Regions from separate parts of the Homo sapiens genome. Here region 2 is linked to region 1. Evidence: chromatin contacts called from ENCODE Hi-C data. All regions are on one chromosome and are shown on one strand. Each heading gives the region's core, a stretch centred on a gene start or an enhancer-like site at or near the end of the contact. The rest is flanking DNA. Distances are from core to core; before and after follow the strand shown.

Region 1 (5,676 bases), core at 2,771-5,270:
TAGCTGGGACTATCCAGGTTAATAGCTTAAAGTTTTTAACAGTAATACCAGTGTGTGACCAGTGTGTCACAGGTGCTGATAATCAAAACAGTCTCAGCCTTAACACGCTAAGTGATAGAACCCCAACCCTCCCAGGCACAGCTGAGACCAGCTGCCCCCATCACACAGCAAGCGTCAGGTGATCGTCACGGCTTCCCGCAGGATAAGCAACTCGGCCCCAGCTCAGGGCGGCCACAGTGTGGTCCCAACCTCCTTCCTTTTGTCTAAAATTGACTACAAAAACAATGTCAAAGATAACCTCAAAATCAAAGACCAAAATCGGTCGACAGTGGTCCTTGGCTTTGGATGATTTCCCACCAGGTAGATCGGATTTGACTGCTTTTGCCTAGGACCTGTGAGAGGTTCCTGTTAGAACTGCAGGACGATTCAGCATCTTTAAGTTTCAGAGTTTTGAGAGGAATCATCTAGTGTGTACAGGCTTAAAGGCATGGACAGTCTTTTTTGTTTTCCTGTTAAGATCTTCGGAATGTCAATGTATGTAACACGTCTGAGGGGAGTTGCTTTGGTGGAGGTGGAGGCAGGGACCAGAGAGGCCTGTGCACTTGGCTTTCCTCTAGCACCTGGAGAATCTGAATGCCAGCCAGGAGTGCTTCACCCACATCGGTGGGCAGCCTTGTGTGTAAGGTGCTGGGAGGGTGGTCTGCTGTGGGGTGGGTGCTGTGACCTTGTTGGTGTCACAGTATAAACCGGTGTGAGTTGAGGCCCTTCCAGGAACGGCTTCCCGAACTAGGCGGCATTTGAGTGGGGCTGGACAGAAGGTTGTTAGATTTCCCTGGTGGAGGTGGCTGGAGGGTTGGCAGTATGGGAAGGGCTGGGGCACAGCACCAGCAGAGCGGGGCAGGTGTCATCTGGCCACAGTGAGGTCATCCTGCTTGGCTGTGGTGTTGGTGCCCTTGAAAGCAGATGGTGTGCCAAGGTGTGCATGTGCTGAAGGGCATTCCCAGCGGCCAGCATTCAGATTTCTGATTTTTTTCTATCAGAAGTGTTACAATACGCATGCTCATATGTATGCACGTATATAATATCTATTCTTATATACTGGCATTCATTTTTGTAAATAGTCACACACTGGTATTACTGTTAAAAACTTAAACCTATTAACCTGGATAGTCCCAGCTACTTGGGCTGAGGTGGGGGGTCCCTTGAGTACAGGAATTTGAGTCCAGCCTGGGTGACATAGCAAGACCTCATCTCTTAAAAAACAAAAACAAAAACCAAACAAAACGATTAATATTAACCCAGAGTCCATATTTGTTGCTCAGTGAAGAGGAAGGCTGCAGACAAACCTGTTGATGAGGCAGATGGTCTCGCACCTCCCACATGTATGCCGTTTGTTTATCTCAATGTGTGAGCATGTAGAGTAGAGCACGGTAGGAGTGCACTAGACAGTTCACACTGTCATTTCAGGCAAGGAAATGAGAAGAAAAAACACTCATGACACAATGTACAATCTTTAACAAGAACTGTTGACCTTGAACTTCTATCTATAACTGCAAATGTGTAAATTTTAAAAAATTGACTAGGTCTAAGGAAAAGGACTAGAAGGGTCACAGACAGATAGAAATGTGATTTGCAGAGATGAGGCAATTGTGGCCGATTTTGGTCTTTGATTTTGAGGTTATCTTTGACGTTGTTTTTGTAATCAGTTTTAGAGAAAAGGAAGGAGGTTGGGACCACACTGTGGCTGCCCTGAGCTGGGGCCGAGTTGCTTATCCTGCGGGAAGCCGTGACGATCACCTGACGCTTGCTGTGTGATGGGGGCAGCTGGTCTCAGCTGTGCCTGGGAGGGTCGGGGTTCTGTCACTTAGTGTGTTAAGATTGACACTGTTTTGATTATCAGCACCTATGGCAATGTGATATTCAGTGTATTTTTTCCCCTTTTAGTTCTGGACCTGCAGATAGGGTGGCTTTGATTTTGGAATGAGGTGACCAACAGATAAAACTTTATTTTAAAGTTGGGAAGAAATCATTATTATTGATTGGGTTTTATCGTGGGTTTTCTCAAACCAAACAGGGCAGCCCCGCAGAGCATGGAGTCAGAAGTCAGAAGCTTGCAGGTTTGGAGTTAGGACTGACTCAGTGGCACATTAATTGCCCAGTGTCTGGGCTTTTCTTGGGATTAAGGAGTTATCCTGTTTTTCTGCCTGACTGAGAATAAGTTTAAAAAGGTGAAATATGAGATAGGTTCTGCTGTTTCTCCTTCAACCTTAAGGTGTCAGCACTGTTTACTATCTTAATGTTAAAATAATTCTGTAAAACTTTTCATGTTAAACATTTTTTTTCTCTGTCACTGATTTCAGTTGTTTTGGAGAATCATGTAGTGACAGATGAAGACGAACCTGCTTTGAAACGCCAGCGACTAGAAATCAATTGCCAGGATCCATCTATAAAGGTAAAAATCTGACTCTGTTCTGTGGTGTGTAGTGCGTTGCAGATTTCAAGGGCTGCTATAACAAATCACCATCAATGGGATGGCTTCAAAATGTAGCCTCTCAGCTGTGGAGGCCAGAGATCCAAAATCAAGATGCAGGCAGGGTCTCGCTCCCTCCAAAGGTTCTAGAAGGTGGATCCTTCCTGCCTCTTCCAGCTTCTAGTGGCTCCGGCCCTGCCTCAGCTTGTGGGGCTCCTTCCAGCTCTGCCTTCCTCTTCATGTTGCGGCCGCCTCTGTGTGTCTGTGACTGTTTCCCCTTCTCTCCTCTAGTAAGGACTTGTCATTGGATTTAAGGCCCACCCTAATCCAGGTTGATCTCATTGACTAAATTACATCTACACAGACCCAAAGAGTTTCTAAATTACATCTGCACAGTTTCCAAAGAGACCACATGGGTAGGTTCTGGCGGTTAGGATGTGGGTATATCACTTTAGGATGTGGCTATATCACCAGGCAGCCCGCTACAGAAGAGTGTGAGCCATTTTTTCTCTTGAAGAGCACAAAGAGTAAGAATTGTTTACCTTGAGATGCTGCTGAAGGAGGCATCTTCCCACACACCTGCAGGCCCATTTTGGATGGAAGGAAAGTGAAGTTTCTACCAGTGATGAATGACTTCTGTGTCTGCCATTTAAGTCACTTAGATTCTAAAGTTTACTAGATGGGGTTCTTGGGAACTGCTCATTCAGTGAATTATTTTTGGATCTTTGAATTTGCTTGGTTGGTTCCAGTGTTTGCAGAGTCACCGAGGTAAATATCGGCACATGTGAGAAGGTTATGAGAGCAACACAAAACCAAAGTCACTTTTCATATAATTCTTCTACTTACACAGGGTGTCTATTTGGTAATATTTAATTTGTTTTGTTAACAAGGAGAAGCAGTGTAAATGTGTACGAAAAACTTACAAATAAATTGACTGTAAAATGCCTGTTTCCAACCAATGGATAGGATGTGGCTCTGTTAGTAAACACTGCGTTATCATTCCCTAAATAAAACGCAGCTCTGATTTTATCACAGAACACACATCTGTTGCACATAGAACAGAAATGTATAAAGTGGGCACGGGAGTGGCCCTGCCTTCCTCCTTGTCCCACTGTTGAGAAGAGGGTGGGCCCCCGGTTGAATGTGACTTGCGTAGAGTCGTGTGCGTGGCTCTAGGTTGTTTTATTGGTATATAAGAGTGATTTTTCCCAAAACCCCAGGCAGAATCATTTGTAATTCAGAATTAAAATAACATGGGTGTACTGTGTAAAGAATTTGAGAGCCAAACATTTGATGTTCTCCGGTTGTTGAAAATAGCGGCGTTATCAGTGGCCATTCAGGGATTCAGCCACCTATTGTTGCTTTTCACGACGATGCATGTTTGTCATGCCAGGGACCGTGCCTCCTTTGTAGGTAAGCTGATTGAGTGTCATCACGTGGGCTTGAGTCCACCTGACGCCGTGGCTCCTTCCCTCTCTCACACGCGCCTTCAACAGAGAGTAGTCAGTCAGGGAGGGTGAGTTTCAGTTGGTTTCTTTAGCTCCTGTCTATATCAGCGCCCAGTGGTGAATCTTGCCAGGAGAGGTGGTGACCTGAGAAAAGGCGAGTTGTTGGGCAATATGTGGATTTTCCCTCCTGCAGGGCTGTCCCTGCCACTGTGTACGCCAGGTTTCCATGCCAGCTACATGATGTATGATATCACTGCAGTTTTGATATTCTGCAGATTCCCTTGAGATCAGAAAGGAGAGTGGGCATAAGCAGTGTTGTAGGTCAGCTGCAGTTATTGGGAAAGCCGTTCCGGCTCCAATGTGGGCCGGCCTCCCGCTCCCCTGTCAATGTGGGCCGGCCTCCCGCTCCCCTGTGCTGCGAGCTCCACGGCCCGCTCTCAGTGGCTGCCTCAGTGCCACCCCTGCTGTCTCGAGCCTACCTCCCCCTTCCTTCTGATGTGCACACTTTGGACCCCACGCTCTTTAGGTCATGGGCAGGAAAGGAGAGAGAAAAGACGAAACACGAATTCTGTGCTGTTTTCAGCTGTTGATTCTTAAGGCAGGTGCCAGCCTTCCTGAGTACTAAGCAGGGCTGGTGGGCGCTCCCCCAACCTGTCCCTCCCTAGACCTGAAGGAGTGTCCTTCTGTCTGCTGGTGAGACCTGGTGGAGGGTGTCTCTTTTGCACAGTGCAATTCCTGTGTGATTAACACGTTTCCACGTGTGCTCATGGTGGCTCCTGGCTGGGACGGCAGCTGGGGAAATGAAATTCTTCCCTTTCTGGTTTGTGTGTTTCTCTGTTTCTTGGGTTTGGGGTCCGGCACGTGACTGCTCACTGGTTACTTGGAGTTAGGAATCCGGAGGAGACTCAGCCGGAAAGGTCAGACGTGGAGCCCGGCTTTGCCAACCACTAGGTGGCAAGCTTGCCGCTCAAGAGCCCCACGGGAGCCTCAGGACCAAATCCCAAGTCAGGGCCACAGGGGGTCCCGTCACCTTTTCCCATTAGGCAGCGGGCTGTGAGGCGAATGTGCGTGGCCTGTGGCTTTTATGCTGTGTCGATGTTAGGTGTAATCTGTTTTTATTGTTGAGAAGATTTGACTAGTTTTATGTGTAAATTTACTGATTAATAATAACATATTAAAGTACATTTTTAAAATTAAATGGGCTTAACCAAGAATTGCAACTGCACGTAGAAGTGAAACCATGACTAAATCATCACATTTGAAACAGGACGTGTGACTCGTGTGTAAAATGTGGACGTGTTACTCACATGTTTCTGGCTCATAGCTCACGGGCTATTTCCAGTGTGGGGATTGTTCTGTCTGAATAGATAGAGTTGAGATCAGGAAATAGCTGTTTGGTGTTTCTTGGGGTTGTCTTCTTACAGTTCAGGAGACCCTTCCTAAAGCCGGTCTTTTTTCACTTCCAGTCATTCCTGTATTCCATCAACCAGACAATCTGCTTGCGGTTGGATAGCATTGAAGCCAAATTGCAAGCCCTGGAGGCTACTTGTAAATCCTTAGAAGAAAAGCTGGATCTGGTCACGAACAAGCAGCACAGCCCCATCCAGGTCCCCATGGTGGCCGGCTCCCCTCTCGGGGCAACCCAGACGTGCAACAAAGTGCGATGGTAAGAACAGACCAGGGTGCCGGGGCCTTCAGGTCACTTGGGGAGAAGCGCGTCACCTCCTCGCCCAGGCCCGCAGCTTAGTGGCTCAGTTT
Region 2 (5,186 bases), core at 2,266-4,765, 400 kb after region 1:
CCCTCCTTTTCAGCTCTCTGATGGCTTTGAGGGCTATGAAGAGGGGGAAGAGGCGCTGCCAGGGCCAGGCCAGGGGAGGGACGGGAATCAGGAGGCCAAGCCTGGAGCAAAGCTGCCCCCAGGAGGGTGCTGATACCAGGATTCTCACCTCCCGCCATTGACACCTGGGGCAGGATGATTCCTGTGCACTGGGGAGGCGTGGCAGCAGCCCCTGCCCCCCAGCTAGATGCCAGAGGTAGCTCCCAGTTGTAACAGTCCAAAGTGACTCCTGATGCTGCCACTGGGTTAGTCAAAGCAGGTGGGTGTGGAACATGGGGACAAGGCAAGGGGTGGACGGTGGCTCTGGGACAGGGGAGGTGTGCCGCGGGCCTTGGCCAGGTTGCTAGTCCTCCCTGTGAAAGGGAAGAGGCAGTCCCACCTCGCGGGGTTGTCAGAGTCCTTCACACAGTGACTGGCCCGGAGTGGGTACAGGGTCATCCCCTGTTGTCACCATGCTTGTGAGCATGGACTCTGAGTGAGGGCTTCTGTCATTTCTCACGCCCAGGCGGCATTCAGGTGCCCCAGGGCTAGGAAAAGAACTTGTGTGCATGCATACACATGCAGTCACACACACACATACTCACACACAGACACGCACTCACACACACAAATGCACTCACAGACATGCACTCATACACAAACACACACACAGACACACACTCACACACAAATGCACTCACAGACATGCACTCACACACAAATGCACTCACACACAGACATGCACTCACACACAAATGCACTCACAGACATGCACTCACACACAAATGCACTCACACACGTGCACTCACACACCCAGACATGCACACACACACACGCACTAAAACACAGACATGCACTCACACATGCACTCACACATGCGCTCACACACATGCGCTCACACACAGACATGCACTCACACGCACTCACAGACACGCCCTCACACAGACATGCACTCACACAGATGCATTCACACATACACAGTCACACACAGACATGCACACACACATGCACTCACACATACGTGCACACACACATGCACTCACACAGACATGCACACACACGCACTAACACACACGCACTAACACAGACATGCACTCACACACAGACGCCCTCACACAGACATGCACTCACACACATGCACTCACACACGCACACACCCAGACATGCGCTCACACACATGCACTCATACACACACAGACACGCCCTCACACAAGACATGCATTCACACACATGCACTCACACTCAGACATGCACTCATACACACACAGACATGCACTCACACACAGACATGCACTCACAGACGTCCTCACACACATGCACTCACACACATGCACTCACACATGCACACACACCCAGACACACACACACACGCACTCACACAGACATGCACTCACATGCACTCACACACAGTCATGCCCTCACCCAGACATGCACTCACACACACTCACAGACATGCACTCACACAGACACGCACTCACACACAGACACGCCCTCACACACAGACATGCACTCACACATATGCACTCACACAGACATGCACTCACACACATGCGCTCACAGACATGCACTCACACACATGCACTCACACAGACACGCTCTCACACACAGGCATGCACTCACACACGCACTCACACACCCGGACATGCACTCGCACACACGCACACACAGACATGCACTCACACACACACTCACACACAGACACGCCCTCACACACAGACATGCACTCACACACATGCATTCACAGACACACACACAGACATGCACTCACACACGCACTCACAGACATGCACTCACACGCACTCACACAGACATGCACTCACACACACGCACTCACACACATGCACTCATGCACTCACACACAGAGACATGCACTCGCACACAGACACACACTTATACACACATGCACTCACACACAGAGACATGCATTCACACACACGCACTCACACACAGACATGCACTCTCTCACACACACACACGGGTTTGGAAATTGAAGTCTTTCTTAGAAACAAGAACAGACCCAGTAGAAACGAGAAGGAAGGAAACGCCCTCTGGGGTCTTTGTCCACAGCCAGGGGACCCCTGGCCCTTGAAACTTTAGGAAACCCGCTTGATTGAAATCCTGATTAACTCGAGAGGGTTTCTTAGTTCTTCCCCATTTTCCATGGAAAGGGAGATCCCAGGACCTGGAGGCCCCAGATGATGCCATGGAAATGTGAGCCAAGCCTCGAGCCTCTGGGGCCTTTCAGCCCCTGCCCCTTTTTCAATTCACGTTTTCGCGTCCACTGGCAGGAATGCCATGTGCTGCGATGCCAGCACAGAAACCCCACTGCCATGTGCAGTTCCTTTTAGTTTATTCTATACCGTTCGCAGAGTCCCAAAACAGCTTCAGGAGGCAGACCAGATTGGGGGAGGGGCAGGCCCACTCATTGGCTCCACCAGAAGGCCCGTGGTTAGGCCACACCTTGCTTTACATAATAAAGGTGTCCTTAAAAGGGTGTGCAACTTGAACTTGCGTAAGTAAAGCGTGCTTGACCTGCTCCCGGGGGACCTTTGTCTGAAGGACTAATTCTGAAAGCATTCCTTTCTGCGAAGTCCCCCCACTGCCACCCTATTTCTTAGAAGTCCACCAAGTTCATGACTTGGGATCCTCTGAAGTGGGGGAGGGCGATCCGTCCCCAGATGCTGCCCGTAACGCTGCACCCCTGCCCTTGGAGGAGGCCCACACGCCCCTGTCTGGGACAGCCGGGGACGGGCACGTACTGGGCCAGGGGGCTCTGCCTGGAGCCATCTCCGCCGTGTGGCCTTGGGCAGGTTCCTTGTCTTCTTCAGGCCTTGGTTTCCTTGGCTGTGAATGGAGATGTTGGACAAATGACCGGTAAGGGCCTCTCCCTCTCTAGGGGCCTGGATGGCTCCTAGCGCCCCACCAGCAATGCTGCCGAACTCACGGGCCAGTCTGGGGCAGTCCCAGGGCTGGACAAGGGACCCAGAGTGGAGACACGAAGGTCTGGGGGCAATGTTAGCTCCCACCTATGAGAAAGCGTGCCATGGGGACCTCCTTATGGTGCCTTCGAGGGCCAACTTGAGCCACTCAAACCGAACTTGCCCAGGCAGGTGCCAGGTGCCAGTCGGGACATCCCCCACCTCCTAGACAGAAGCACAGGGACAAGCGTGTCATGTGTGGGCACCTGGGGAGCTGGAGCGCAGGCCAGGGATGGAGATAGAGCAGCCACTGGAAGCCACATGGGTAGCATTATGGCAGACGTTTTTTAAGTTGTGCTGAATGCAGCGTTTCCGTCTCAGCAGCAAGGCCTGCCATTCTGGGGTGGGCTGGCTGGGGAGTGTGAAGAGGGGGTTCAGGGAGCAATGCCTCAGGGCCCCCCATCGCCGGGGTGGGTCCCATGAAACAAACACCTAGGAAAAGCGGCGCTAAAAATAGCTGGGGGGAGGGTGCGGGGGCGGCGGAGTCTGTAACCTAAGCCGCCCCAGCCTCCGGGGGGCAGACCCCGCGGCCGCCGGCCGGCGTCCGGCCTTCCCAGCACCCGGCCCAGGGCTGGAGCTGGCTGCAGGGCTGGCCCGCGGCGACCTGGGCAGGGTGGCGGCTGCTCCCTCTCCTCCCACCCCGCCCCGAGGCGCAGCGCGCGGCAGAGCGGCTCGGTGCCCGGCGGGCGGGCGGCCCGGGCGGGCCTGCGGTCGGGATGAGGACGGCGCCTCCGCTGCAGAGCGCTGGGGCGGCGCGGGCCGGGAGCTCGTTGGCGGCGGCCGGCGTGGCGGGCGGAGCGGGCCTCGGAGCGGAGGTGAGTGCGGATGCGCCGCCTGGGCGCGCGCGGTGCCTGGGGACCCCGGGCTGGAACGCGGGGCGGGGGTGTCACCGGGCTGCGCGGGGGTCTCCGGCCCGGCTCCCGCTCCTGCGCCCTCGGGGGCCGCTCCCCGGCGGGGCCGGACCCTCCCAGCGCTCGCGGCGCCCGGCCCGGCTCCCCCGACCTCCTCCTCCCGGGCCCGGACGTGCGGGGCAGCGAGCGCCGGGGCCCGGCGGGGGCCGCAGCCTTGCCCGGAGCGGAGCGTTGGCAGCGCGGGGTCCGGCTCCGTGGGCAGTTTGGGAAGCGCCCGGGCAACGTACTGGCGAGGGCCGCGGAGCGAGGGGCTCGGGGAGCGGGACCTCCGGGCGGGGCTGCGGGGAGCGGGGCCCGGGCCGCCCCATTCATCGCGGATCGGAGCCGGGGGTGCCCCAGCCGTGCCGCCGCCTCCTCCGGGCCGCCCGCCCGGGCGTGCTGGCCCCGCGGCGCTCCGAGCGCGGCATAGGCTTGCGAGTCGGCGGTGTCAGCGCCCCGGACGGGGGTGGGAGCTTTGGAGCCCACCCTGGGGGAGACCACGCCGCACCCCCGCCCAGCCCCGCGCACCCCCAGAGGCTTTTGCAGAGCCGGGAAGTTGGCTGGACGTCTAGACCCGTGGGGACGCGGCGCCCCGCGTGGCGGCGGCCGGAAGGGAAGGCCAATGGGGCTCGGGGGACTCCCGCGGCCACCCAGTCCTTGTCCCTGCACCCTGGGCCGAGGGCAGAGGGACAGGTCCCCGGCGGGGGCGGGGGGGCAGCTCAGCTGCCAAGTCCGCTCCTGCAGCGGAGGCGGTTAACTGCTTCATCCCCAGCCGTGAGCCATGCTGGGCATAGGGAGTGTGCCACGTGTTATCACGTTTAATCCTTACGTCCTGAGATCCGTGTTAACCCAAGTCTTAGATGCAGAAACTGATGGTCAGAGTGGGCTGATGCTGGGAAGTGAGCACAGCACGCGGTAGTGTCGTGGACAGCCCCTGCCCATTCTGCCAAGAGCAAGTCTAGTTCCCTTCTGCCGGTCGGGTGGACAAAGGTGTCTTGAGGCCCTCTCAGTGCCCAGCCTGTCCTAGGTGCCCCCAGCACAGCCCACAGCCCTGCATTCCTGAAAATAAACAAAATAAACAGGTAAATGCCTGGACAGCGTCGGGCGTGAGGGCTGAGCAGGGAGCTCGGAAGCTGGGGCGGAGCTGCAGTTTTAGGAAGGGCAGCCAGGCACCCTCGGAGGAGGTGGCCTGGGAGACGTGTCTTCCATGCCATGCGCCTGGCAGGTCCCAGACCACAGGACAGAGCTCACCGGGAGGTGATCATTCTGCCCTGCAAATAGAAAAGAGGAAGAGGATATC

The links. A loop is a pair of places that touch in the nucleus more often than their neighbours do. Pooled maps may share reads with other maps.
Region 2: a map of prostate gland shows a loop between it and region 1 (5-fold over the local background). The contact joins the promoter of ZNF469 here to the enhancer-like site in region 1. A Hi-C loop is called at or near these places in 2 of 168 maps with a recorded cell type or tissue (ovary and prostate gland) and 7 of 50 pooled maps.

What each region holds. Positions count from the first base shown.
Region 1 is chr16:87,978,676-87,984,351 of GRCh38, forward strand. BANP (BTG3 associated nuclear protein) reads left to right here. Exons shown (of 14, transcript NM_001386991.1): 3 at 2,361-2,452; 4 at 5,385-5,584. Among named protein-coding and RNA genes, the nearest start is that of BANP, 30 kb to the left of the region's middle. RefSeq lists an enhancer at 4,444-5,036. Within about 2 kb of position 4,021, at least 3 of the 41 ENCODE cell types and tissues checked have a DNase peak (open chromatin) inside an H3K27ac peak, as active enhancers do.
Region 2 is chr16:88,379,444-88,384,629 of GRCh38, forward strand. ZNF469 (zinc finger protein 469) reads left to right here and starts at 3,516. Exons shown (of 3, transcript NM_001367624.2): 1 at 3,516-3,811. RefSeq lists enhancers at 1,243-1,787, 2,332-2,875.